Regions from separate parts of the Homo sapiens genome. Here region 2 is linked to region 1. A link is an interaction called in ENCODE POLR2A ChIA-PET data of the cell type or tissue named here. Cell type or tissue: Panc1. All regions are shown on one strand. Links, peaks and the distances in the headings refer to the core of each region. The heading gives the core; the rest is flanking DNA. Region 1 overlaps TARBP1 (tRNA guanosine 2 -O-methyltransferase TARBP1). Region 2 holds the start of LOC101927787 (a long non-coding RNA gene).

Region 1 (9,646 bases), core at 4,647-9,646:
AGGAAACAAGAAAAAACAAAGGAGAAACACTTGATGCAAATCAGAATGCAAGAAGAATAACAGATAGAAAAAGGACCACATGATAAGAAAAACTCAACTGTCTATTCAGCAACATACTGTATGTGCCAAATGCATGAAACAATCTGGTCATGTCTCTTAACATGAAATGTATGTATCAAATACTTCATAACATAATGTCTCTTTACCTGCTATACAGAGAGCTCTCTGAAAGCGCATCCATTAATGGTCCAATAATAAACTAAAAAAAAAAAAAAAAAAAGACACGTAATTGAAACTTAGTTGTAAATACAATTTTGAAGTCAGTTTCCCTGATTGAACATCCTACACAGGCTTACAGAAGACCTGCTATAAGCAAAGCTGATCTCTTACGCTGCAGGCTAAATTTAGTGCTGGTCCTGGAGGGGAAGCTTAATTCTACCAGAAAAACAAAGTAAGTACAGAATTTTCCCACCTGATTAAAATTTATGCCATACTAAAAAGAGAGTTCATGTGTTGGGTCAAGAAAGAAGGAAGGAAGCCAAAGAAGAAACATATGCTAGAAAATAAAGGTAATGACAGGAAAACCAAAAAGATACTCAAGAGAAAATTTAAGCCCCTATGCCTAGAGGATAAAGAGGAAAAAAATTATACTCAAAAATTACTATTAGATACTGGTCAGAAAAGCAAGCTTACATGAAGTGCAGAAATAATAGAATGTAGAAACATGATGCATATCAATATACCACAGCATATATTAAAATAATTAGAAAAAACTGACTTAGGCTGGTGCAGTGGCTCCCACCTATAATCCCAGCACTTTGGGAGGCTGAGGTGGGCAGATCCCTTGAGGCCAGGATTTTGAGACCAGCCTGGCCAACATGGCAAAACCCTGTCTCTACTAAAATTACAAAACTGAGCCAGGCATGGTGGCGTGCACCTGTAGTCCCAGCTACTTGGGAGGCTGAGGCATAAGAATCCCTTAAATCTGGGAGGCAGAGGTTGCAGTGAGCTGAGATCACGATACTGCACTCCAGCCTCGGCAACAGAGTGAGACTCTGTCTCAAAAACAAAAAAATTATATCACTATCTGAGAAATATATTCAATCATTCTTTTAAAAAAGAAGAAGAAGAAGCCAGGCACAGTGGTTCACACCTGTAATCCCAGCACTTTGGGAGGCCAAGGCAGGTGGATCACTTGAGGCCAGGAGTTCGAGACCAGCCCAGCCAAGATGGTGGAACCCCATCTCCACTAAAAATACAAAAATTAGCCAGGTGTGGTGGCACCCACCTGTAATCCCAGCTACTCAGGAGGCTGAGGCAGGGGGATCACTTGAACCTGGGAAGCGGAGGTTGCACTGAGCCGAGATCATGCCACTGCACTCCAGCCTGGGTGACAGGCATGAGACACCATCTCGAAAAAAAAACAGCTATTGAAAGAAAAAGAAGAAAAAAATTGACTTAGGTCACCTCTAAATGAGAGGTAGATTACTCTACCTAAGGAAGTCATCATGGGACTCACATGACACCATAATATAAAACTTAAAATCACAGCTATAACTCCCACTGTCTCTGCCTCACGTAGTTCCTGACAAATGGAAGTACAGATTCTAATAAATATTGCTTAGAAGGCAATCCCTATTTCATATAGTAGACAACAGCAATTCATTGAGTCAGAATTGAGGCAGTAGCATCACTAAACAAATAACAGTCATCAGTGGCTCAGAACGGTGACAACAGCATCACCTGATAGCTTCTATACCAGTTTTCATATAGTGAAAACTTGACTTATGCTTACGATTCTTGACTTAACGCTGTTCTGAATATCGATAATATACAACTACTTTTTCACAATGGTAATAATACAGGCAGTTCTACCGTTGGGCTTGTTGAGAAACAACATAAGCTTTTTCCAAATAGGAAAGCTGGGTTTAGAGAAATATGATTTGTTGGATGCAAATCTCCAAAATGTTACTTGCTGATACAGAATCCTAGTGTATTTTTACCTCTCGCCTTTCAACAATGGGAGCAAGGAAGGGGACAGGGTGTCATTACCTCAGAAAATTCTGGTGAAAATGGAAGAATCTTTGTTTCATACAGCTCCAAAAAATGGATAACACCTTCTTTGGACAGGATTTTGTTTTCACTTTCAAACATTCTTTTATAAATACACATATGCCAGGATGGGTGAAAGAGCCAACATCCTGTGGAAACAAACATCAAATGTTGACATCTGATTCTGTCTTCATTTCACCATCAAGACTACATACTCATAAATAATGTACAAACACACACAATAACTTCATTATAACACTACAAGAAGTTTTTGTTACTGTTTTTTGAGAGACAGGTTCTCACTGTGTCACCCAGACTGCAGTGCAATTGCAAAATTCTAGCTCACTGCAGCCTCAAACTCCAGGGCTCAAGCGATCCTCCTGCCTCAGCTTCCTGAGTAGTTTCCTAGCAGGACTACAGGTATGCAAACCACGCCTAGACAATTTTTAAAATATTTTTTAGAAACATGGTCTCAGAATGTTGCCTAGGTTGGTCTCAAACTCCTGAGTTCAAGTGATCCTCCATCCTCGGCCTGCCAAAGCACTGGGATTACAGGTATGAGCCACCGCACCCAGACTGTTTTTAGTCACATCTGAGTATGTCAACCAAAAAAATTTTGGTATTCAGTATTCCGTATTCAGGCAGCTTAATTTTGAAAGACTGTAAATGGGCCAGGCATGGTGGCTCATGCCTGTAATCCAAGCACTTTGGGAGGCCGAGGCAGATGGATCACATGAGGCCAGGAGTTTGAGACCAGCCTGGCCAACATGGCAAAACTCCATCTCTACTAAAAAACACAGAAATCAGCCAGGCATGGTGGTGTATGCCTGTAATCCCAGCTACTGGTGGGGGAGGGACTGAGACACGAGAATCGCTTGAACCCTTGAACTTGGGAGGCGGAGGTTAGAGTGAGCCCAGGCCCCGCCACTGCACTCCAGCTTGGGCAACAGAGTGAGACTCTGTCTTGAAAAAATAAGAAAGACTGTAAACGAATGCTGTAACTGCTACAGTGTACAAAAATTAAATATTACCCCATGCATGCAGGTTGGAACTTCAGATTTGGAATAGTTTCAACCAATTCTTCTCTTATCCCACTTCAATCCATTTTTCACACAGAAATATGAAATTGTCACGCCTCTGCTTAAAATCCTTCAACATCTCCTCATTGTTCTTAGAATAAAGTCCAAACAAGGCATGAACTGACCTTGACTGCCACTCCAACCTCATCCCCCACTCCACACACCAACTCTGCTGCAGCCCTGCTGGTCCTTCTGTTCTGCCTCCTACAGCTGCTCCCATCTCAGGGCTTGTGTCCCAGGTGGTGCCTTCTCAGCCTGGACTCTTAGCTTAGATGTCATCATAAGACAGGCCTTCCCTGACTACCCCACTCACCCTTGAGTCCATTTCATCAGCCCCTTGTCTGTTCCCCTCATATATCTTACAATCAAAACTATTTTTTCATGGAAAACACAAAAGTCAGGTGAAAAATACCACATCTCTCTCACCATTTTACCCCCAATAATTACTAGGTTGGTGCGAAAGTCGTTGCGGTTTTTGCCTTTTTTTTTTTTTTTTTAAAAAAAAAAAAAAGGCAAAAACCGCAACGACTTTCGCACCAACCTAATAGCATGTACTGGACACTAAGTAAATATTTATTCAGTAAATATATAAATGAGTGAGCAAATCAAAACCATGGAATAAATAAATATCTTAGAGATATTTTTCTAACTCTTTTGAAATATCTTTTACTTCTATTAGAGAAAAATACTCAGCATTTTTAACTCATGACATTCTATAAATAAATTAATCCATTATTTGTAATTTACACCAAGATGCTTGTTCAACTCTTTGGCAATGGTAATTTTTCAAAATCAGTCACTGCTATTTGATTTGGTTTCTCAAGAGCTGTGGGCAAAATGTGGTAATAAGAGCATCATTTTAATGGTAAATGAATAAGTGAAGTCACAACAAGATTCAATTAAATTCTAGCCCCAGGTGCAACTACAGATGCTTATGGTCTGTGAAAAATCCCAGTGTATCAGAAAACAACTACAGCAATCAGCTGAATAAAGCTCAATTCCTAAGGGGTCAAACTATTAAACTGTAATTATCTAGAGTAGGCACTAAAAACCATTTACCTAGGTTAATTCTCATGTGTAAACACAATAATGTGGCATTTTATCATTCATATGAACACAGGCCAAAACACTATTGGGCTGCATTTAGCTATTTCATTAAACTTAATTTTATAAAATACATTTAGGAAGCTCCAGCTTCATTGTGTATCTCCTAAAAAGCTCTCATAATATAGTGATCAAGGGCTTATAAACACATTTGAAATTATATCCCGGAATTTTCTCTTCCTAAGAAGTACAAGATACAGAACAATAACTGAAAACTTAAGAAACACTGGAAAAGATATACTAAGAGAATAAGAATGGAAACCAGTTAAAAAGATATATTCATACCAAAGAGTGATTATTGGCCAGGCACGGTGGCTCACACCTGTAATCCCAGCACTTTGGGAGGCTGAGGCAGGTGGATCACCTGAGGTTAGGAGTTTGAGACCAGCCTGGCCAACGTGGCAAAACCCCGTCTCTACTAAAAATACAAAAATTAGCCAGGTGTGGTGGCGCATGCCTGTAATCTCAGCTGCTTGGGAGGCCGAGGCAAAAAAATTGCCTGAACCCGGGAAGCAGAGGTTGCAGTGAGCCGAGATCATCCCACTGCACTCCAGCCTGGGCAACAGATTGCAAGACTCCACATCTCAAAAACAAAAAAAAAGAGCAATTATTAAAACCACAGACTATGTCATCATTGAAACCCTATCGACGAGTCCTTATCTTTTAAAGAAATGTGCTGAAATATTCACAGATAAAATGATAGGATATCTAGGGATGTGCTTCAAAACCATTTAGCAAGAAGGGAACAGGGAAGGCTACATAGGATACACTAAGCAAGGCTGGCCGTGAGACGATCGTTATTAAAGAGGGTGGTAGGTGCGTCACACACACTCTTCTCATTCTATAAATGTTTGAAATTCTCCATCATCAACGGTTTAAAAAATTAACCTTATCTCTTAATTGTAGAAAATTCTGTGGCTATTTTAAATTGTGTTCTTTTTTTTTTTTTTGAGACGGAGTCTTGCTCTGTCACCAGCCTGGAGTGCAGCAGTGTGATCTTGGCTCACTGCAACCTCCGCCTCCTGGATTCGAGTGATTCTCTTGCCTCAGCCTCTCGAGTAGCTGGGACTACAGGCACACACCACCATGCCTGGCTAATTTTTGTATTTTTAGTAGAGACGGAGTTTCACTATGTTGGCCAGGCTGGTCTTGAACTCCTGACCTCAGGTGATCCGCCCACCTCTGCCTCCCAAAGTGCTGGGATTACAGGCATAAGCCACCACGCCTGGCCCAAAATTGTGCTCTTAAAGACGATTTAAGGATATGAGTAGATGCATATAGTTATTATGCTAAGTGAGATAAACATGAACAACATGATCCAGAAGGTGTGTATCTGGAATGGTAACAACTGTTATCTCTTGGTGGCAGCATTACAAGATGATTATATTTTCTTCTGTACACTTTTATAGTTTTTCAAAATTCTCTACAATGAACAGGAATTAGTTACAAAATCAGGGGAAAACCATAAATGTTATTAAAAAATAAAATAAAAGTAATCGTTACCATTTTCCTCTGACACCGCATATTCAAACAGATTGTTTAGCTTTGGTAAAACTGGCTTTATAACATGTATCTAAAAATAAGAGCAAAAAAATCATATGAAATGAAAATGCATCTTGAAAAATGTCAGGCAATTTTCATCTCTTTATTTCACAGTAGCTCTTCTGTTTCTACAAAACATATGTAGAAAGAGCCTGATTTATCCAGTTTTTCAAACAATAGTATGATTCAGGTATGTAAGACTGAGTATGGCAAAGCTAATGAATATAACCACATTACAGCTACATTAAAGTCTACCATTTATACAGTGATTATCATAAATCATGTCATAGAATCCTCAACTGTCCTGGCAGGCAGGTAGGACTGCCAATACTAAGATATTACAAAGAGAAAAAAGACACTGAAATGTTTTCTCTAGTCACTCAAGTTGTTCATGGCTGCACACGCTTAGAACGGCCAGTTCGGAGTTCCATGTTCTTAATACCACATAGCCAAAGTTGCTGACACGTTTGCTTGAGATTAATTTACATATCCTTCAAAATATGGATAAATTTGGGTTTCTAAATAAATAATGGGGGTTTTATGGATCTACTGATTAAAGAAAACCATAAAAGTTAATTTGAATTTAGAAATGCTTTTTCTTTACTCCTCATCCTTGCATCTATATATATTTAGCACATATAAGTAATTATTTAAGTCCACAAACAAGGTTTGGTGCACATTTGGATTGACACCTCACAATGACTCCACAGATGGCTGGCACCTCTGTGGTCCCCAACTTGCAGAATGGAAACCATGGTTCTCAAAGTGTAGTTCCCAGAACAGCAGCATACATATCACCTGGGAACTTGTAAAAAACTCAAAAGTCCTGGACGGGTGCGGTGGCTCACGCCTGTAATCCCAGCACTTTGGGAGGCCAAGGCGGGTGGATTACTTGAGGTCAGGAGTGCAAGACCAGCCTGGCCAACATGGTGGAACCCCATCTCTACTAAAAATACAAAAATTAGCCAGTGTCGTGGCTGTAGTCCCAGCTACTTGGGAGGCTGAGGCAGGAGAATCACTTGAACCCAGGAGGCGGATGTTGCAGTGAGCTGAGATCGTGCCACTGAACCCCAGCCTGGGCGAGAGAGCAAGACTCTGTCTCCAAAAAAAAAAAAAAAAAAAAAAAAAAAACTCAAAAGTCCCAGGCCCCACCCCGACCTACTGAACCAGAAAGTCTGAGGACAGGGCATGGCAATTTATACTTTATAATAAGCCATTTGGGTGATACTGATACTGATAAACGTTAAAGTTTTAGAATGGCAAGGGAAGATCAAATTTTTGAATAATTTGTCAACTGAAAGTATTCTTTAACTTCCTGAAACAACTTACACTCTAAGTTGCATTTATGCCAGACAACAAAGTATACTTGGATTCTATCATCACCAGCTATATCTGAGTTAGTCTCTTTGTATCGCTTTTAATGAATGTTTTTAAAAAAGAAAAATTGTTATCTACTGTAGGATTTGCTAAAATAGAAAAACACTTACCTGATTTCCTTCTAAAGTCTCCATAATTAAAATATAATTTTCCCAAAACTTTAGAAGCTCATCTTTTTTCCTCTCAGACCACCAAAACAGACTTGGGCCTGATATGGTTTAAAAAAGAAAATTAGTTCTTCCTTTTGCAAATTTCATAAGTTTCTCAATGACAGCAGTTCTTAAAATAATGCCACTATTACCAAATGGATTCTCTAATAATGGAGGTGCCCCTGTATCAGAGCCTGGATAGGGGGCTTGGGAATCTCAGAGGGAGATTTTTTTTTGCACTAAGATTACTGTTTTGGAGTTCTGGGTAAAAATGGCAGATTTGCACATATAAACTCTACTTTCTCTCCCTAAGAATCTCACTATAACAGTAAAGGATTTTTCAAGGGCAAAACCCCAAAAGAATGGAGAACACTGGGGGCAGACAACAGCAATAAAATACAGAATCTGAAAATCAGATGAAAACCAAGTTGACTCAAGTCATGAGAATTTTAAGTTGACAAAGGGAAAGCCAGGAAACAATTTGATTTATGCTGCAAAATCCCCCGGAACCAAAGGAAGTGGCTGCAAAAGTTACTCTGGTAAGTGGAGTGAAAAGTGAGGCTAAACCAAAGAGGATGTGTTCAGTGTTTAAGAAACAGTCACATCCCCAGGCCACTTTCCTATGTCCTGAACAGGAAAAGACTAGAACTGCTTTTCTGGAGAAGGTAAAATAGTGCGTCTCTGAATTGGGAGGCACAGGACACAGCAGACATTAGTCCTACTGACAAAGGGGATTCAGCGAACATGTGTGCACCCTGGGTGCTGCGACTCCTCTCTACCTGCCCCCTCAGGTCCTAGAATGCTGGCCAGGCCCTCACTATGCATCAGACAACTGGAAGATGTTCTCTGCAGAATCTGGCCAGCCCAGGAGGAAAGATCTGAAAATATATCAGAGATTCCTTAATGAAATGGCTTGGCCAAATCACCTTATGGTGAAGTTCAGTCAACAGCACCACTCATGGGCTTAGAGCTTTAAACCCAATTTTGATTTCTTATCCTTAAACATAAATAGGGATCTAAGAATCATCAGACAGTTGGGGAAACCTCTACACTAAAGATCAAGACCAAAACAAATGGAGTGGGAGGAGGAAATTGGAGAAAACAAAATTACACAGGTAGAAGAAAACTTTTAAAAGAGTTTTCAGCAATATCTTAAGAAGATAGTAGTATTATAAGAACAGGATATTATTAAAAAGGGGACATTCTGACCAGGCTTGGTGGCTCATGCCTGTAATCCCAACACTTTGGGAGGCTGAGGCAGGAGGATTGCTTGAGGCCAGGAGCTTGAGACCAGCCTGGTACAACATAGCAAGACCCTGTCTCTACAAGGAAATTTAAAAAATTATCAGGGCATGGTGGTGCACACCTATCGTCCCAGCTTCTCTGGAGGCTGAGATGAGAGGATCACTTGAGCCCAGTATTTTGAAGTTATAGTGAGCTATAATCACGCCACTGCACCCTAGCCTGGGCAAGAGCGAGGATTTGTCTCTAAAACACACACACACACACACACACACACACACACACACACACACAAAGGGGACATTTAAAAAAAAAAACTCAATCCAAAATCATAGAAAATCCTTAGGAGAGAAAAGATGCTTTCAAGAAAGTCCAGGAAGTTCAATATCTAAAAAAAGAACAGAAAACAGAAAGGGACGAAATAATCCACAGAATATTCTAGAAAATTTCCCAGAACTGAAGAACATGATTTCCAGATTGCACAGGAGGTCCAGCAAGTGCCCAGCACAAGGATGAAAATAGACTCCTATCAAAACTGTGAAATTTCAGAATGCTAGAGCCACTGATCCTACACACTTCCATAGAGAGAAACAGTTCCTGTATAAATAAACAGGATTCAGAATGGTTTCAGATTTCTCAACAGCAATACTGGAAGCTCTAGCTTCTGGGACAATAGATAGATACCTTTAAAATTTTGAATGGAAATATCTTCCAGGCTCGAATTCTACCCTCAGTCAAACCATCAATGAAATATGAGGACAAAATAAAGGCATTTAGATATGTATCGTTTCAGTTGCTCATTAGGACATAGAAAACCATAGGAGATCGTTATTGTCATACAAAGAGGAAAGGCTGAAAAATCTACAAAATCCTAAACTGTTGTGCGGTGGGTGGGGGGAGCATCAGAACTGAGGTCACAATGCAACCTGAATTCTAAAAGGAAGGAAGGCGCTCCAAGAATGGAAAGGCCACTTATCTGTTCTACTTCTGGCACAGGAGCAAGACATGGTCACCCAAAAAGCAGTTTTAAAAATGGCATTTTGACAAGTTTTTAAAGACCAAGGTGGGCTAGCCTCACAGCTTGCTGAGGGAGTCCACATC
Region 2 (13,330 bases), core at 4,843-9,842, 170 kb after region 1:
CTGTTATGCAATATACCCATGCCTATGTACGTGTACCCCCTGAAAACATGCATATGTACCCCCGAATCTAAAATAAAATAAAAGAGATGCAGAAAAGAATAATTTAAAAAATATTTTGAGAAATGTATAACAAGAGCCATAAAAGTGTTTATATTCCCTTGTCCTAGTAATTCTGCTTGTGGATATTTATCTTAACAAAATCATCAGAAATGTGTAGAATGATTTATGGATAAGCATGTTCACTGAAGCATTCCTTAGACTATAGGAAAATTTGGGAAAAAAACCCCAATATACAAAAATGAGGAAACACTTAAATTAATCGTAGTCCATTCAGATGATGGAATGCAGTGTAGATATGTAAAAATCATATTTTCAGAGATGGCTGTTGATCAATGAAAATGCCCAATCTATAACATTCCATGAAAAAGACAGATATACAGCCATATATTCCATACAATTATAATTTTAAATATGTATGAATGTGTGTGTATATATAATATATGTGAAAAAATTGGAAAGAAATACACTAAAATGTTAACTCATTATCTCTAAGTGGCAGGATTATGAGATTACAGGTGATTGTTTCTGGTTCTTTGTATTTTTTAGTATTTTTTTTTATTTTTTTGAGATGGATTCTCACTCTGTTGCCCAGGCTGGAGTGCAGTGGCATGATCTCAGCTCACTGCAACCTCTGCCTCCCAGGTTCAAGCGATTCTCCTGCCTCAACCTCCCGAGTAGCTGGGACTACAGGTGCGCACCACCGTGCCCAGATAATTTTTGTATTTTTAGTGGAGATGGGGTTTCATCATGTTGGCCAGGATGGTCTTGATCTCTTGACCTCATGATCCACCCTGCTTGGCCTCCCAAACTGTTGGGATTACAGGCGTGAGCCACTGCGCCTGGCCTATATTTTAGTGTTCTAAGATTTTTCTACAATGACTCTGTATTGCTTTTAATGTCAAAAATCTCAATAATTTTGAAGGTTATGGTATTTATATACTTTTTTAAAAAATGACAAATGTTCTCCCTAAATCAGAAATGTGGACACCGTGTTTTGGCTTTAGTGTAGTGAGGTGGAGTATTATGATTAAATACTGTGTTTTCAAGCATTAATGACTCAAAGAGCAGGTACTTACAGAGCACCTATTATTGCCATCAACCAGTGTTATTGAGCACTTACTCAATAAGTGTTGGCCTCTGACTTTACGCCTAAGAGTCAGGAGACCACAAAAAAGCAACAATGTCAGGTCTGCAAGGTGAAGGCAAGAAGCTCATGTTCTAGGTACTTGTGACTGTCCTGTAATGCTAAAGAATGAACCATTACCAAAGATTTGGCAAACTCGCCCAAGCTTACTCCTAAGGAGTCTAACCTTTGCCCAAGTATCTAGGACTCAGGCCCACCTGCTTAGCCTGGTCTCACTGAAGTGTGGAGGCAAAGCATTTGCAGCTTCATCATATTCCATTTTGTCTCATAAGGAAATTGTGTTAGTCCAAGAGGCTTGGTGTGTTACATGGTTGTACAGCTTAGTGCTTTCTTAGCACTCTGTTTAAGTGCTGACAACTTGATATTTTCATCAATGGTTGCTATATTTCTCCAATGTTAGGTTGACAGGCTAATAATTTCAGAAGTCAATTTCTCCCTCTCTCTCTCTTCTCCCAGTTTACATATTTCTATTTTCCAATTCCTTTATCTGCATTTTGTAAATACCTCAAAATAGTGGAAGGCAAGGCCTCTAGGATCACTTGGCCCAATCTCCATATAATTGGATCCTTAGGGCTTGCTATATCTTTAAAGAAATTGAGGTCACCTTTTGTCACCAAGAATTAAGCACCTGTTGTGTGACTGATGGAGATCTGTACACAGAGCACATTGCCCAGGGCAGGGGTGATTTGGTTACAGGCAGCCTCTCGATGTATGATAAAAGTTGGCATCAGGTTGTAAACATTTTGCTCACTGTAGCAGAAAGCTCTCTGTGAACGGAGAGCTGTCTAAACAGGGTGGTTGGCCACAGAACCTGCCCAGGGATGCACCTCCTTTCCACATTAGCCCATGGCCTTTCCAGCCCTGAAATCTGAGTTGCATGTGAGTCACTTAGACAGGCCATCTGTCAATTATTAAGCGACATCAGTGGGCCCAGCAATTCCATTCTGCGTAGTGCAAAGGTCCTCCACACATTCCAGGTCTATACCATCAAAGTGGCTATTTTTCTCAACCTATCCCTGCCCTTTAAGAAAATGGGGGTCATTTATTTCCAGGGATCACTATTTACACCCCATTGGCAGGTAGTGGAGCCCAGTGGTTAATAAACAACCTTGTTTTAAATCCCATCTCTGTTGTTTGCAAGCTGTGTGTCTTTCAGAAACTTTACTTAAATTTCTTGAGCATCAGTTTCCTCACAAGGGTGTGGTCAAGTGATAATCAAGTATTTGTACTTTAACCCTGTACCTGGCTGATAGCAAGCCCTCAGAAAAGAATTAACTTAGAGTTTTTATACATTCCCTCCAGTACAATGTTCCTAACATACAAGGGGCATATGTGTGTATTATGAGTGGGAAGAAGGAAGGAAGGATGCAATTGATAAGGCTTGCATTCAACATTGCTGTAGTCAAACCCTCTTTCCTTAGGAAGATCTGGATGTGCCAACATTTCTTATATATCATATGTGGAGGTGACTTAGGTTTTTCTTTCAGTACTTCATCATTTGAAAGAGCATTTGGTGATAATGAGCAGGTTCTGAAGTCTGTGAACTAAACTAAAAGTAAAAATAAATGGGACGGTGAAATTTTGTTTGTGCCTTAAGGGAACTCCCTTTTACCCTCCCACTATGTTGATGATGTCATGTTTGTTCTAACATATCATCTAACAATTCCCTCCATTCATTTTTTTTCTCCTTATTTCTTTTCCTTTCAAGTAACAGTATCTTCAACAATCGTTCGGCTGTTCAGGAACTTAAAAATCATGAGACGATTCTTAAAGGATAGGAACTAACATTGATCACACAGTGTGTAATCCCACATCTATATACTGGCAAATGATGGCACAAACACCATAAAATCTCAGCTTGCTTTGTAGCCATTCTGGATTGCTGAGTTCTAGGCAAGTAAGAGCTGGTCCTTCAAAGCACCAAAAGAAAGAAAGGAAGGAAGGAAAGAAGGGAGGTGGGCAGAGAGGGAGGGAAGAAGGAAGGAGAGGGAGGGAGGGAGAGAGAGAGAAAGAAAAAGAAAGAAAGAAAGAAAGAAAGAAAAAAGAAAGAAAGAAAGAAAGAAAGAAGAAAAAGAAAGAGAGAAAGAAAGAAAAAGAAAGAAAGAGAAAAAAGAAAGGGGGAGAGAGAAGGAGGGAGGGAGGGAGAAAGGAAGGAAGGAAGGGAAGGAAAGAAAGAAAGAGAAAGAAAGAGAGGGAGAGTGAGGGAGGAAGGAAGGAAGGAAGGGAGGGAGGGAGGAAAAGAAAGAAAGAAAAGAGAAAGAAAGAAAGAAAGAAAGAAAGAAAGAAAGAAAGAAAGAAAGAAAGAAAAAGAAAAAAGGAATGGAGGGAGGAAGGGAATAAAGAAGGAACAAAAGAGAAGATTTTGGCAGAACACTTTCTAAAATGTAACTCAACCGCCCCTGCTTTCTTAAAGAGTGGAGGAACTTTATTTAACTTCTTATTTTTTTCTTTTCTTGGTTGTAACATTATCACAAAAAGAACTGATTTCACTGCTATCGGATAAAAAATAATAGGTTTAGGCCATGGTTGGGGGGAGAGAGAGAGAGAAGTGAGAGAGAAAGACACACACACACACACACACACACAGAGAGAGAGAGAGAGAGAGAGAAAGAGAGAGGGAGAGAAATATTTGCCTGCACACCTGAGAGGTCCCAAATTACTGTGCCTTTTGGAATTCTTGTGCCTGTCTGTTTTTTACATTTTTTTTCTGTTGCTCTCTTCTTTGGGCCATCAGCAGTTACCTCTTGTTAGTGTGCAAGACTATGCAAAGCCTTCTCCCTAATGCTGATTTTCTATTTCTAAATTGCTGTGGGCATAGAGAAACTCACACTGGTTAAGGATATGTGTGCAATAAACATAAATGCTTTTCAAGTCAGGAACTGAGGGCTGGTTCTTCTCTGAGAAAAGCATAAGAAAAGCGTCTCTCAAGTGTTGTTTTATTTTTTAAAAAATTCATTGTTTCTAAGCTATTTTCTAGATATGTGAGGCTAGCAATGGCTCAGTTCTATGTAAATAAAAATATATATTAAGTATTGTCAACCTACCCGCCCCACCCCTGGCAGAGATTGCTTACTCAAATGCTTACATTCGGATGATATATATCTTTCTTGCCCTGAAGTTTTGAAAATTTTAATAGCTCCATGGATTGAAATGACATGAGAGAAAAATATTTCAAGTCTCTTTTAGAATTTTTATGCTCATAAAAATGTTCCCAGTGTATCAAAGGCAAGTTTGATCTCAGAGAAGTCATATCCTCCAAAATCTATCTCAGGTGCTATCTCCCTATTGATGACACTTTCCTCTTTTCCCAATTGGTTTATAAAACTCATTTTCCAAGTGGGCAAAGGACATGAATAGACACATCTCAAAAGAATACATGCAAGTGGCCAACAAACATATGAGAAAATACTCAATATCACTAATCATCAGAGAAATGCAAATTAAAACCACAATGAGATACCATCTCACACCAGTGAGAATGGCTATTAAAAAGTCAATAGGCTGGGGGTGGTGCCTCAAGCCTGTAATCCCAGCACTTTGGGAGGCCGAGGTGGGCGGATCACGAGATCAGGAGTTCAAGACCAGCCTGACCAATATGGTGAAACCCCGTCTCTACTAAAAATACAAAAATTAGCCAGGCCTGGTGGCGTGTGCCTGTAGTCCCAACCACTCGGGAGGCCGAGGCAGAAGAATCACTTGAACCTGGGAGGTGGAGGTTGCAGTGAGCTGAGATCACACCACTGCACTGCAGCCTGGGAGACAGAGCAAGACTACGTCTCAAAAAAAAAAAAAATCAATAAATTACAGCTGCTGGCAAGGATGTGGAGAAAAAGGAATGCTTATACACTGTTATTGGGAATGTAAATTAGTTCATCCCCTATGGAAAACAGTATGGAGATTTCTCAAATAACTAAAAATAGAACTACCATTTGACCCAGCAACCCCACTACTGGGTAACTACCCAAAGGAACAGAAATCGTTATGTCAAAAAGACACCTGCACTCAGATGTTTATAGTTGCACTAGTCACAATAGCAAAGAGGATGGAATCAACCTAAGTGCCCATTCCTGGTGGGCTGGATAAAGAAAATGTGGTACCATGGAATATTATGCAGCCCTAAAAAAGAATAAAATCATGTCCTTTGCAACAATATGGATGCAGCTGGATGCCATTATCCTAAGTGAATTAACATAGAAACAGAAAACCAAATGTCATGTTCTCACTTATAAATGAGAGCTAGACAATAGGCATACGTGGACATAAAGACAGAAACAGTAGACACTGGGGATTCCAGAAGGGGAGACAAAGGGAGTGGGGTAAGGGCTGAAAAACTACCTATTGGGTACTATGTTCACTATTGGGGTGATGGATTCAATAGCAGCCCAAACCCCAGCATTATGCAATATACCCTTCTAACACACCTGCACAAGTATACCCTGAGTCTAAAATTTTTTTAAGTTAATTTTTAAAAAACTCATTTTCCATGACTGGTCATTTCTGTTTAAGATTCTATTGGTCAAAACTGCTATCTAGGCAGTTGCCAGTCCTTCAGGATTTCCAAGCAGAAACCATAATGAGTATTAAAAATCAGTGGGCTGGGAGCTCTAAGTCCCCAAACACATTCACAGTCAACCATGTGATGTTCCCCATTGACAACCCACAAGCAGAGGCAAGCTGCGGGGTGCCGCCCGACCAGAGCAGATTGCAGCCAGGCTGGCCTTCCTGAAAGACACACACACTGGTCCCTGGACCCTGGGACGCCCCCGCTCCCCCGACTGTTTATGTTTGCTGTCACACACTGAACAATCACGCGGTACACTTCACAGTCAGCAAGTTTATCTTGAGTTAAAGTTTGACCAGTAGAAACCAAGTTGTGTTTACCCCCGTCCTACAGCAAGTCATGTGCAAATAGCACCTGTGAACATTTTTCAGCACACATTCTGTACCCTCTCCATGGTTCTCATGGCAATGAATGTTGCGGGGAAAGCCAGTAAGCGTGAAAGCTTTGGCAAATGTTAAAATCCTCTCCGGAAATGGTTCACAATCACTGACATCAGGGTGCATGGGTCATGACCATCTTCGTCGTTAGAGCACATTCCCTCTTCCCCAAAATGCAAACTCAACCCAATAACCCTTCTACTAAACAGACTAGAAACTCTGAATGCTGTGACATATTTTCTCACTGTAATAAGAATACACTTACATGTTTTTTTAATTGTTAGAATTTAAAAGGATTTTATAGACTGGATTTCACAATACTTTCCAACTGTTGTATTTCATATTTATGCATTGGTCACAATGTGTTAAGCACTATTCTAAGTGCTTTCAAATATTATTAATTCATTTATTCCTCCTAACAACTTTGTGAGATAAGTACTATTATTACCCCATTTTACAGATCTGCAAACTGAGGCACAAAGAGATTCAGTAATTTGTCCAAGGTTACATGCATTGCTAGAGAGTGGTAGAGCCAGTGAGTTGAACCCAGGCCCAGACAAAAGCAAGTATATACCCATTTTCCATGCTGCCTTACTACATAAATGTAAGTATTGGTAATACTGTCTCTTTTTTTCCAAATAAATTGAAGAGAAGCTGATTTTTTAAATATTTACTATATTAGTTTGCTAGGGCTACTATAACAGAGTACCCTAGACTCAGTGGCTTAAACAATAGAAACTTATTTTCTCACAATTCTGGCGGCTAGATGTCTGAGATCAAGGTGCCATCAGGCTTGGTTTCTCTTGAGGCCTTTCTCTTTGCCTTATAGATAGCCACCTTCACCAGTTCACCTTACACGGATTTCACCCTGAGTGCATCTGTATCCTAATTTCCTCTCCTTAAAAAACACCAGTCGTATAGGATTAGGGCTCACAGCAATGACCTCATTTGAACTTAATTACCTCTTTAAGACCCCGTCTCCAAATAGAGTCCCATTCTGAGGTTAGTGGGGTTAGGGGTTCAACATATGAATTTTGGGGGACACAATTCACTATAACATCTACTACATGGTCATAATGTGCTAGCTACTATATGAAATGTCAAAATGTTGAGCTCCAAGTTCTTTAAGAAGGCACAGTATTCATAGTGGACATTTATTTGAATGACAAAGTTGACACGGCTCTTGTTTCTTTCTAGAAGGTTGACTTGACCATGCTCTCCAATTTGAAGTGGGTACTATGACCGAGGCATAGTGCTTGCCATTGTTTTACCTTGACTTCCTCACTTCGTACACCAAGGGTGAGAAACTGTTCATCTCTCTCTATCGTCTGTGTTTCATCTCTCTCTCTCTTTATCATCTGTCTTTCATCCATGTAGCTATTTATGTATCTACTGATCTGTCTGACTATCTATATGTCAATCAGTCATCTCAATGGACCACAAATTAAGGAATGAAGTAGTCATCTTGCTATTATGTGTGTCTTGGGCATGTCTTTAAAAAGACTCCATTTTAGCTTTCTCATTATAAAATGTGTCTCTTAAGCCAACTGTAGAAAGTAAGACTTAGTATAAAGGGAAGGAGCTTTATGGCAGGAAATCTAAGGTAAGCCATCTTTTATGACTAGAAGTAAATCCCTGGGTACAGGGAAAAATCAGAGATGTGGAAATAATAGGCGCGTGTATATGTAAGTATGAGATATTCATCTCACAGCGCCTGTCATGTAGGAGGTGATTTAAAATTATTAAAGGAAGGAAAACAGTATCCTGTCCCAGTTTTTTCCAACAAATGTCATAAACAGATACCTGCAATGATTTAGGTCCCTACAATATAATTTTACTTCTCATATAAAAGCAAATATTATCCTGCCTCTCCTACTTCTAATTCCCCAAGGAGAGCATGTCCTTCTTAACTGTGTTCATCACTTCTGCAATTACTGTGAATGTGGAAGTGCTATTTAAATAAATTTTAGAGCATTATACGAGTGTTACCATGAATGTTTGCCACTCCTTTCCCTTCTTTTGGTTTTGAATCCCAGGAAACTAAAAACAAAATTGGACACTAGTGAAATGAAGTTGCCAGGATAATGCTGAGTAAACTATGGCAATCCTTTGTTAACCCTAGTGTTGTAATAATGAGGTTCAGCATTTGTTTTTTAAAATTTCAAAATCTGTGATCTTTTAGCAGATGTTGGGCTCAGTTCAATATCCTTCACAGTGATGACTTTCCTTTCCTGTAGGTTATGCATGCCAGGATTGAGGAACTGCCTGTGTTCTACCCTTCAATGAATGGATAGAAATGTAGATCCAGAAAAAAAAATGTGCCCTTAAGTTCCTCAATATTTTGGGAAGTTGCCAAGTGGTTACTGTAGTAGATTACGGCATTGTTTGCAATTATTTGTCCTTTCTCCTTTAAAAGGGTTATATATCCCTGCCTTAGACCCCTTATAAGTAAGTGTACTTCCCTGTCCCTATCAGGCTTGCTCATGTGATTTTCATTGGCCAATGACGTATGAGTAGACAAGGTATATGCCACTTAGGAGCAGAAGCTTTAAATGTGATCATGTGGTTCCACTTGGTCTCTTGCTCTTCTGCCCTGTTCCAAGAGAAAAGCATTTTCCAGATAGGAGCTGCTCCTTCAGCTGCATCCTGGGATGAGAAAACACATGGGACAGAGCCATAGCAGACTCATAGCCTACGTGTATCATGAGCAAGAAATACATTGATGACGTAACAACTGAGATTTTGGGGGATTGTTTGTTATGCAGTGAAGCTGACTAATACAGTTACACAAGATTTTGCTGAGATTTGCACAAATAAAACAAGGGAGGATGTGAGTGCAAGAAGATGTTATACTTCACAGTAAGGGCTAGTTTCTAAACATGAAAGAACACATAGCTTATGTAACATGACATTTGTTGGAGAATATGCCCTAGAAAATCATGATATCACAGATATATACTAAATATCTGAAGGAGATTACGGAGAAAACATTTCCAGCGGAGGAGTTCTTTAATATAGACAGAGCTTGTTTCAGAATTGGTATCTTCCTGAATATTTGGTTTGTGTATATATTTTTACATATATATGTGTAATTACTCAAACATAGTATCATTTTAAATTTTTATTCTCTAAACCCCATTTTTAATGAGTTCTTGATCTTGCCAACTAAGGTTCTGTTAATATTTTTCAGAAGTGTACGATAGGTTACAGATTATAGCTCTGCACGCCAGTAGGTTTAGAAATAAGTGTTTATTGAATGTAAATACTACAAGGAGAAAACTGGAGCACCATGATAAAACTTGAGCTTAGAATAGTACCTGGTATAGAGTAGATGCTAAAAAATACTTATTGATTGACTGAGTAAATTACAATACTGTAGAGTTTAGGTAAGATAAGGGGTAACTTTGTCCTGAGGTTTGTTTGCTGTTTATTTAATTATGAATTCTCTCCCTTCTCATTCCATAAAGACTCTGGGTCAACTCATTCTGGAGGATGTGCCTCATACAAGTCATTTCTTTTTCTTTGTTTTCCTACACAGAAAGTGGGAATCGTAAGAGTGAGAAGAAAATGTTTAAAATGTTTGGAGAACTTTTGCGCTTTATAACTGTACTCCCTTGCCCCTTTTCCCTGCTTGTTGAGTATTTGTGGCTTATTGCTGTTGTCTCTGTGATTGATTCAGAGTCCACTCTGATGACTCCTGTTCTGCTCTCTACCTTATGCTGTGCTGGGCATGCCTATGAGCGGAAGACCCCAATTCATGGTCTCGAAAGCTGTGTTGGAGGACAATGAATGGGGAGAATGCAGTCTTGGAAATTTGGAAATAGGTGGGATCCAAAGAGCACCCCAATATAGCATTTGCTTATTGTTCATAAAATAGTTGTTGAATGCATGAATATATACTTTTTGAGACTGTAGAGATGCTTGTAGGAAGAGCAGCTGAACACCTGGCGAGGATAGCGATTATTTGCATGTGTCCAGCTGTGTGCCTGTGCCAGGGCTAAGTCTCCTAGGAAACCAGAGTAGCACCACATTGTGAACCTGATGTCATGACGGTGGCAAGCAGTTTAGTTTCCTGCCTCCACCAGAGTGAGGGCATACTTGGTGTTAGTAAATTTCATAAATGTAACATTTTAGGTATTAAATAGATTTTAATTAAATAAATTATATATTTCTGAAATTAAATAATTAACAATAATAAACCTCCTCATTTACCCTCAAATATTGAGGTAGTAAGAGAAGAGTAATCATTTAGGTTTATGCCTTTCTGGGTATCAGTATTTAAGAGCACCCAGGAATAGCTGAAGTTGTCTTTTCTCTGTCTGAACCCCCTCCAGTAACTTGCATGCCCTGTAAAGGCAGAAATTACACATGCCTGGTTCACTGCTGGGTCCTCAGTTACTACCTGGGTTCCTTCTTGTTACAGGCACTAATACAGACTTGATGACTGCTTGATGAGCTGTACTGAGAGGGCCCAAAGCCATGACAGGCCCAGCCCACATCACTGCTTGGCAGGAGCCGCTCCTAAGTCAGTGTTGCCCTGGGGAATCTGAGAAAACACCTAGGTGGATAAATTAGTACATTTCTGGCCAAAGGGCCTCTCTGAAATCTCACACAAATTAGTTGCAGAAAAAGAGCACTTAAGGTGACTCATGCCTGTAATCCCAACACCTTGGGAGGCCGAGCCAGGTGGATCTCTTGAGGTCAGGAGTTCAAGACCAGCCTGGCCAACATGGCAAAACCCTGTCTCTACTAAAAATACAAAAATTAGCCAGGCGTGGTGGTGTGCGCCTATAGTCCCAGCTACTCGGGAGGCTGAGACAGGAGAATCACTTGAGCCCAGGAGGTGGAGGTTGTGGTGAGCAGAGATCACACCACTGCACTCTAGCCTGGGTGACAGAGCAAGACTCTGTCTCAAAAAAAAAAGAGAACATTTGGTATTTAATGTTAAACATGGACGGATATCTATAATATTAATAAGACCTTCTATTTGTTGAGCAATACTATGTTTTAAACACTGACATTAATTCATTTAATGCTCACAGCCACTCTATGAGGTCTTGTGGTAGGCTGTCTCTGCGATGACCCCTGTTGATCCTCACCTCCTAGCATTCACTTCCTTGTATAATCTCTTCTCCTTGAGTGTGGACTGGATTCATATACTTGTCTTGAATGAGTAGAGTATGTCAAAATAATAGGATGTCCCCTTCAAGATCAGATTGTAAAAAGTCTGTGGCTTCTGTCTTTGGTGCTCCAGCTGCCATGCCATGAGCCACCCTGTAGAGAGGTCTATATGACAAAGCACTGAGGGAGACCCCCAGCCAACAGCCAGGGAGAAAGTGGAACCCTCAGTCCAACCGACTCCATTGGATGCAATCCTGTTGGCAACCACGTGCATGGACTTGGAAGAAGATCCTGCCCCAGTCACACCTTCAGATGGGACTGTAGCCTCAGACAGTAGTTGGACTGCAACCTCATGAGATACTTTGAGCCACAAGCTCCTGGCTGAGTCGTGCTTGGCTTCATAACCCACAGAAGTTGTGGCTAATACATGTTTACTGGTTCAAGCTGCTAAGTTTTGGGATAATTTATCATACAGCAATAGATAACAAATATAGGTAGGTACAGGTATTATTTGCATTTTACAGAAGAGGAAACTGAGGTTTAGAGAGGATGGAAATGATGGAGCCAGGATGTGGACCTTCAAATATGACTCCAAGGACTGCACAATTGATAACAAGAATCAGTTTTGGATAATGTTAAGCATATTACTGTTGTTCAGTCCAGGTTGGTACTGTGCAGAAACTACGTGCTTCCAGACTCTAGAAAAGCTAATATGAGCAGAAAAAAGGATGGTTTCCTCCCAAGCCAGGTAAAGATTTTAAAAGATACACAAGAAAAAAATTATAGATCATACAGGCAACGACAGAGCATTAACATTCCATTTCTAACAAAGATGATCTTAGTATTAGTCAGAGTTCTCCAGAGAGACAAGACCAATAGGAGATAGATGGATGGATAGATGGATGGATGGATAGATGATAGATAGATAGATAGATAGATGATAGATAGATAGATAGATAGATAGATAAAGAGAGGATTATTAGGGGAATTGGCTCATATGATTATGGAGGCAGAGAAGTCCCATGACAAGCCGCCCACAAACTGCATGCCTGCAGTATGGCTCAGTCCAAAAGCCTCAGAACCAGAGAAGCCAATGGTGCAACTCTGAGTCTGAGGCCAAAGGCCTGAGAACCCAGGGTGTCCTGGAGTCTAAAGGCTGAAAAGCCTGGAGTTCTGATATCCAAGGGCAACAGAAACAGGGTGTCCCAGGTCCAGGAGAAAGAAAGAAAGATTTCTCCTTTCCTCTGCCTTGTTGTTCTATGTGGGCCCCCAGCTGATTGGATGGTGCCCGCCTACATTGAGGGCAGATCTTTCCCACTCGGTCCACTGACTCACATGCCAGTCTCCTCTGGAAACACCCTCACAGACACACCCAGATTTGAGGCTTTACCAGCTCTCTAGGTATTCCTTAATCCAGTTAAGACCTAAAATTAACTATCACAGCTTCCCTGCCTTCCAGTCCACCACTCAAAAATAACCATTCTCAGCAGTTCCTTCTGTTCTCTATTGCCTCAAAATTATGCAAAACACAGCAAATGTGGATGTACATTTGCATATATAAAAATATTGTGTGTGTGTATGTGTGTGTGTGTGTGTACGCATATACATGTACAGCTGACTCTAGAGCAACATGAGGGTTAGGGGCACCGATCCCCCAACACAGTTGAAAATCTGCATATAACTCTTGACTCCCCTAAAACATAACTACCAAAAGCCTATTGTTGATCAGAAGCCTTGCCAATAACACAGTCAAGCAACACCTATTTTATATGTTATATGTCTTAGATTCTGTATTCTTAGAAAAAAGTAAGCCAGAGAAAAGAAAATGTTATTAAGAAAATCATAAAGAAGAGAAAATCTACTTACCATGTGTCAAGTGGTAGTGCATCATCCTAAAGGTCCTCATCCTCATTGTGTTCATGTTGAGTAGGCTGAGCAGTGGGGAGGAAGAGGAGGGATTGGTCTTGCTGTCTCAGGGGTAGCAGAGGTAGAAGAAAATCTGTGCATAGTGGACCTGCACAGTTCAAGCCCATGTTGTTCAAGGGCCAATTGTGTACACAACACCAC

The links. ChIA-PET counts read pairs that join two places held together with the same protein. Peaks named below come from ENCODE experiments on the same cell type or tissue, not always from the same donor. Only the 100,000 strongest peaks of a DNase experiment are listed, where the experiment ranks them.
Region 2: POLR2A ChIA-PET joins it to region 1 with 9 read pairs; 3 of 35 experiments call an interaction of 5 or more read pairs at or near these places.

Annotation. Positions count from the first base shown.
Region 1 is chr1:234,465,450-234,475,095 of GRCh38, forward strand. TARBP1 (tRNA guanosine 2 -O-methyltransferase TARBP1) reads right to left here. Exons shown (of 30, transcript NM_005646.4): 2 at 7,265-7,362; 3 at 5,739-5,808; 4 at 2,053-2,201; 5 at 207-259. Among named protein-coding and RNA genes, the nearest start is that of TARBP1, 8.9 kb to the right of the region's middle. In Panc1, for the core only: no CTCF peak of the experiment used is centred there; no DNase peak of the experiment used is centred there; H3K4me3 peaks cover 137 bases; H3K27ac peaks cover 874 bases.
Region 2 is chr1:234,637,306-234,650,635 of GRCh38, forward strand. LOC101927787 (a long non-coding RNA gene) reads left to right here and starts at 8,984. Exons shown (of 4, transcript NR_125944.1): 1 at 8,984-9,200. LOC105373207 (a long non-coding RNA gene) reads left to right here and starts at 9,755. Exons shown (of 3, transcript XR_949286.3): 1 at 9,755-9,966; 2 at 10,566-10,667; 3 at 11,397-12,151. RefSeq lists a silencer at 5,818-6,112 and an enhancer at 5,818-6,112. In Panc1, for the core only: no CTCF peak of the experiment used is centred there; no DNase peak of the experiment used is centred there; H3K27ac peaks cover 3,591 bases.